Regions from separate parts of the Homo sapiens genome. Here region 1 is linked to region 2. Evidence: read pairs that join two places in POLR2A ChIA-PET (ENCODE). Cell type or tissue: Panc1. All regions are shown on one strand. Links, peaks and the distances in the headings refer to the core of each region. The heading gives the core; the rest is flanking DNA. Region 1 overlaps ECPAS (Ecm29 proteasome adaptor and scaffold). Region 2 has its middle 27 kb from the start of OR2K2.

Region 1 (2,921 bases), core at 250-2,749, 76 kb before region 2:
AGCCAAGATTGCACCACTGCACTCCAGCCTGGGCGACAGAGGGAGACTCTGTCTCAAAAAAAAAAAAAAAAAAAAAAGTTAACTGGAATCCTGTCACACTAGTTTGTCATCTGTCTACAGTTTTGCTCTGTGCATGTGTGTGTGTTCACCGTTTTAAACAATACATTTCTACTTGTCATGTAATACATTATTTGTAGTTTGCTTTTTATGTTGAATAATATTTTGGATTTTTAAAAAAGTAATTCTTTTTAATGTTTGTTTACAATTATATGTGATATGTTTTAACCAGTCTCCTATTGATGGACATCTGTATCATTTTCAGTTTTCTTTACACATTTTTTGTTTAGTTTATATCTTTGTGTACTTGACTTCCATGTGTCCTTTTTGTGGCTGTACAAATGTTTGAATCTTTTCTGTTGTAGCTGTTGTTAAAAGTAAGTTGTATCGAGCAGGGGAGGGAAGGCAGGCCCTTTTTTGATCTGTTATGCTTTTTTAAGTTGCATTTTTTTCTCATTTAATAATTGTAAACTTTATTAATCCTAGTATATGTAAAAACTGTTATGTGACTGATTTTTTAAGATGAAAATGAAACTTTATTTTTTCAGGTGTATTTATCCTAAATAGAGTCATTTGTAGTGAAATTCATAGCATCTTCACATTGCATGAAGTTCTAAGCAGAATCTCTCTAGTCTGTTTCATTTCAGCCAGTCAATTAAATTGAAAACTGTTTGATTAGAATTTCACTTGCATTGAGTAGCTAACATTTGAAGTCATATCCTTTGTATGTAAGCAATAGAGTGAAACTCCATGGAATGTGAGTTGTTTAGTTCTTTTTTGAACTGTCAGAAAAATCCATGGAGCACTATATTCCTAGTGTACCACCCTCTTATCTGGAGGCCCCAAATTTGGACTTCAAGACTTCATCACTCTAGAGAGGCTGTGTAACCTCACTAGGGAGGCTGTGTATCATAATAATTTTGGAGTCAGAGAGGCTTGGGTTTGAATCCTGCCATCGTCGTTTACCAGTGTCTTAATCTTTTAAGCCTTGCCTCGGTATTTTTAGCTAAAAAATGGGTATAATGATTGATTTATTATTGTGAGGATTAAGTGAAATTATGAATATATGTGCTTTAGTACAGTCCCCGGCACATTGTAAGCCTAAGTAGGAGCTGCTACTGTTGTTACTGCTCATCTTTGGCTTGTGACCACACTGATATGTTAAGCAGTACTTTCAGTGGGTGTCCTTTGCTCCCCTGACTGTTCTTTCTCCTTCCCTTCATTTATCTACAGTGCAAATTGGGAATCGTGAAATTCATAGAAGCTGAACAGGTGCCTGAACTTGAAGCTGTTCTCCACTTGGTGATTGCCTCTAGTGATACACGCCACAGTGTGGCAACGGCAGCAGACCTGGAATTGAAAAGCAAACAGAGGTAACTACTTCCCTGTAAACTTTCAAGATTGAAAGGACTACATTTCTAAAAACTTACTTGACACATTTTTTGTTTAAGGATTTTTTGTAATGAGGCATTCAACTTAGAGGAGATTATTAAATATACCTAGTTTGTAATCAAGTTTGCTAAAGAGTTGAATTCTGTGTAAGACAGAGAAGAAAATCTGTGTGGAGATGCTGTTTATAGCTGCAATAGGTTAGGAATGTCATCACAATCAATGAGACTTTTGGCTAGGTAGATGAACTTAAAGAATTGATGTTAAGAAAAGTGTCAGTTCCAAGAAACTAATTTTTATTTTTTTCTGTGTCTCAAACCATTCGAGATTACTTTTAATAAAGACTATGTATGTATTATGGTTAATACAGTGAAAATTACATTCATGAAAAGAGTTGCTGAATAGATTCTAATTCACACACGAGGAGATACAGATAGGAAATAGACTTATAGAAAATATTCTGTATAAGAAATAAAGTCAATGAAAAATAAATGAATGAAGTCAATGAAAAATAAATGAATGGGATACCAGTAGCAGTGGTTAAACCCATTTACGTTTCTATTGAAACTGCGATTTTTATTTTTATTTATATATTTATTTTTTGAGACAGGGTCTCTCTCTGTTGCCCAGGCAGGAGTGCAGTGGCACGATCTCAGCTCACTGCAACCTCCACCTACCAGGTTCAAGCGATTCTCATGCCTCAGCCTCCCAAGTAGCTGGGACTACAGGTGCTGGCCACCATGCCTGCCTAATTTTTGTATTTTTGGTAGAAATGGGATTTCACCATGTTGCCCAGGCTGCTCTCGAACTCCTGAGCTCAGGTGATCCACGCAGCTTGGCCTCCCAAAGTGCTGGGATTACAGGCGTGAGCCACCACGCCTGGCCAAAACTGCTATTTTTATACCCTGTTGATTGGCATTATAAATTGAAATGAAGTTTTGGAAAGCAGTTTGCAATAAGTAATGAATCATAAAGATATTTCTATCCTTTTATCTCAATATTCTGGGAATTTATCCTAAGGAAATTATTCAAAAGCAGAAAGAGATTTAGAAAAATTTTATAGATTTGTTCATTATATCATTTTCTATCATTGTTAAAATATGAAAACAAATTCAGTTTTCCATAATGGGGATATAGTTAAGTAAATTACTGTATGTATCTTTATGGAATATTATATATTTGCCAAAATATGAATGAAGTTAATTACTACTAAGTTTTTAGTTTGTTTTACTAAAGTGTTTGTTTTGTCTGAAATCTCTAAACCACAAGTATTATGAAAGAAAAGCAACGGCGGAGCTTGAGGATTAGTTAGTAGCAATCAGCTGAGGAAAGATGTAGGTGAATCATATCTAAAACAGAATTGTAGAATGCCTCTGAGGATAGCGGAATTGTGGCTATTCTAAGAAGAAGCATATTTATAAACTATGAAAGAAGATAAATCCAAAAAGCAGTTAAAGTAGCTTCATCTGTTGTGT
Region 2 (2,921 bases), core at 145-2,644:
AACCTCTGCCTCCCAGGTTCAGGGGATTCTCCTGCCTCAGCCTCCTGAGTAGCTGGGATTACAGGTGCCTGCCAACATACCCAGCTAATTTTTGCATTTTAGTAGAGATGGGGTTTCACCTCATTGGCCAGGCTGGTCTCAAACTCCTGGCCTCAGGTGATCCATGTGCCTCAGCCTCCCACAGTGTTGGGATTACAGGTGGGAGCCAGGGAGCTAGAGTAACTTTTTTTTTAAGTGAACCATAATGCTACAAAAGTTGGAAACAGCCTTTCAAACGATAGTTTCTCAAAGTTTTAAGTGTTTACCTTTAAAAATGATACATTTCTTTTACATTCAAGTAGTATTGAAAAAACCTTTATGAAAAAGATAAAGGACAGTGAGAAAACAGGTAATAGGAACATCTGTGTTTGTTTGGGTATTCTTGAAAAGAGTACTCTTAAGACCAATGTTGGGTATTAGTGGTTAGATGTATAATTCTTTTACGCTACTTTTGATTCCAGAACAGTCTTCAAATACAATATCTTTTCTGAACATCAGTATTTTTGAGTATTTATTTTATTTTAGCACTGTAAAGATGCCCCAGTGTTTCTTGGCCTTCAGGGTTTCCATTATGATTTCTGAGGTTCTCAGAGCAAATTGTTGCTCTCTAGATGTGGTGTGTAGTTTTTTTCTGTCTGCTTTCATGATTTTTCCTATTTTTGGATTTCAGCACTTTGACTATGATGTACCTAGGTGTGCTTTTCTTCATATTTATCCTCAAGTTTTGCTTCGATTTTTGAATTTCTAAATGTGTGAATTTTACTGAATTGTGAATTTTGTTTTGTTTTGGCCATTTACCCACATGTTTTTTTCCCTGTGCCATCCTCTCTCCTCTCTTTCTAGAACTCTAGTTAAACATATGTTAGATCTTTTGATATTGTTCCACAGGTCTTAGTCATTTTTTAAAAATTCGCTTTAAATTTATTGACTCTACCATGTCTATTCTGATATTAAAGCCCATCTAGTGAGTCTTTATTTCAGATATTTTAATTTTCCATTCTAAGGTTTCCATTTGTTCTTTTTAAAATTTTCAATTTCTAATCTTTCTCACATTTTAAAAAACATCATGAAGCATAATTATAGTTGCTTTTGAGTTCTTATTTGATACTTACACATCTGGATCATCTTGGCTTTGGTCTTTTTTGATTGCCTCCCCCAGGCCTCCAACATCATTTCCTGGTTCTTTGTATATCCGGTATTTTGGGACTGTAACCCAACATTCTTAGACATTGTGCATGTTATGTCGTGGAGACTCTGGACTGTTCCTCCAAAGAGCTGCTTTTCAATTTGAGCAGGCAGTGAACATGGTTAAACTCAAACTGCCAACTATCTCCCCTTTGGTAGGTGGCTCAGATCTCAGTTCAGCTCTTTTTTTTTTTTTTTTTTTTTTGGCTGAGCTTTTTGCAGTCTGCCGTGAACGTAAGTGATTCAGAGATTAGTCACAGACTTGGGCAGAGTTACACACAGAAACTTGGGTTCTTCTTCTCTGCTGTTTTATATCCAGGATTTTCCCCTTACTTTGTAGTGGGCTCTGCCTGCCTCAGGCTGGAGAGAGGGTGATTTTCAGTGGGAGCTTCCACCGTTCTGTGCCACGCTGACTGTGCTTTACCCTAAGGACAAAGCCACAAAGCCCCAAAACTCACCCCCTGCCGGCCCCTTCCATGTTTTGGCTCTCCGCCGAAATCTACCCGACTCCGACTCTAGAGCCTTAAGAAAATTGTTTGGGTTTTTTTTGTTTTGTTTTGTTTTGAATGCAGTGTTTATAGTTTCTATATGCAAGGCAGTCTTCTGGGAAGTTACTCCACCATACTGGACATAGAGTTTGAGAATATTTGTTGTTTTTAAAAAGCTATACAAAGCTAAACGTACCCTTACCATTGGATTGTGCTCATTGGTATTTATGCAGGCAAATTGAAAACTTGTGTCGATGCAAAATCTGCACGTGGATATTTATAGCAGCTTTATCCATAATTGCCAAAAATTGGAAGCGACCAAGATGTCCTTCAGTAGGTGAATGGTAAAGTATAAAATAAACTGATATATCCAGAAAATGGAATATTATTCAGTGCTAAAAAGAGCTATCAAGCCATTAAAAACATGGAGAAAACATACGTTTATATTAGTGAAAGAAGTCAATCTGAAAAGGTTACATCCTGTATGGTTCCAACTATATGACATTCTGGAAAAGGCAAAGCTGTGGAGACCGTAAAAAGATCTGTGATTGACAGGAGTTGGGGGAAGGGAAGGGTGAATAAATAGAGCAGAGAGGATTTCTAAGGCAGTGAAAATACTCCGTATAATACTACGGTTGTGAATATATGTCGTCGTACATTTGCCCAAACCTATAGAATGTACACCACCAGGAGTGAGCCCGAAGGCGAACTATGAACTTCAGGTGATAACTGTATGTCAATGTAAGTTCATCAGTTGCAACCAACTTACCACTATGGTACAAGATGTTGACAGTGGGCAAGGTTGTGCATGTGTGAGGGTAGGGGGCATATGAGAACTCTGTACCTTCCTCTCAATCTTGCTTTGAACCTGAAACTTCTCTAAAAAGTAATGCCTGTTTGAATTATGTTTTAGATAAATCTTAAAAAAACAAGGTTTTTTTTTTTTGAGGCAGAGTCTCGCTCTGTTGCCCAGGCTGGAGTGCAGTGGTGCCATCTCAGCTCATTGCAACCTACGCCTCCTGGGTTCAAGCGATTCTTCTGCCTCAGCCTCCCGAGTAGCTGGGATTACAGGTGCCCATCACCACATCCAGCTAATTTTTTGTATTTTTAGTAGAGATGGGGTTTCACCATGTTGGCCAGGCTGATCTCGAACTCCTGACCTCAGGTGATCCACCCGTCTCGGCCTCCCTAAGTGTTGGGATTAAGGCC

What was found. Peaks named below come from ENCODE experiments on the same cell type or tissue, not always from the same donor. Only the 100,000 strongest peaks of a DNase experiment are listed, where the experiment ranks them.
Region 1: POLR2A ChIA-PET joins it to region 2 with 11 read pairs; 4 of 35 experiments call an interaction of 5 or more read pairs at or near these places.

Annotation. Positions count from the first base shown.
Region 1 is chr9:111,431,742-111,434,662 of GRCh38, reverse strand. ECPAS (Ecm29 proteasome adaptor and scaffold) reads left to right here. Exons shown (of 50, transcript NM_001364929.1): 8 at 1,291-1,430. Among named protein-coding and RNA genes, the nearest start is that of ECPAS, 51 kb to the left of the region's middle. In Panc1, for the core only: no CTCF peak of the experiment used is centred there; no DNase peak of the experiment used is centred there.
Region 2 is chr9:111,355,392-111,358,312 of GRCh38, reverse strand. No RefSeq gene overlaps it. Among named protein-coding and RNA genes, the nearest start is that of OR2K2, 27 kb to the right of the region's middle. In Panc1, for the core only: no CTCF peak of the experiment used is centred there; a DNase peak (open chromatin) is centred at 1,542; H3K4me3 peaks cover 663 bases; H3K27ac peaks cover 967 bases.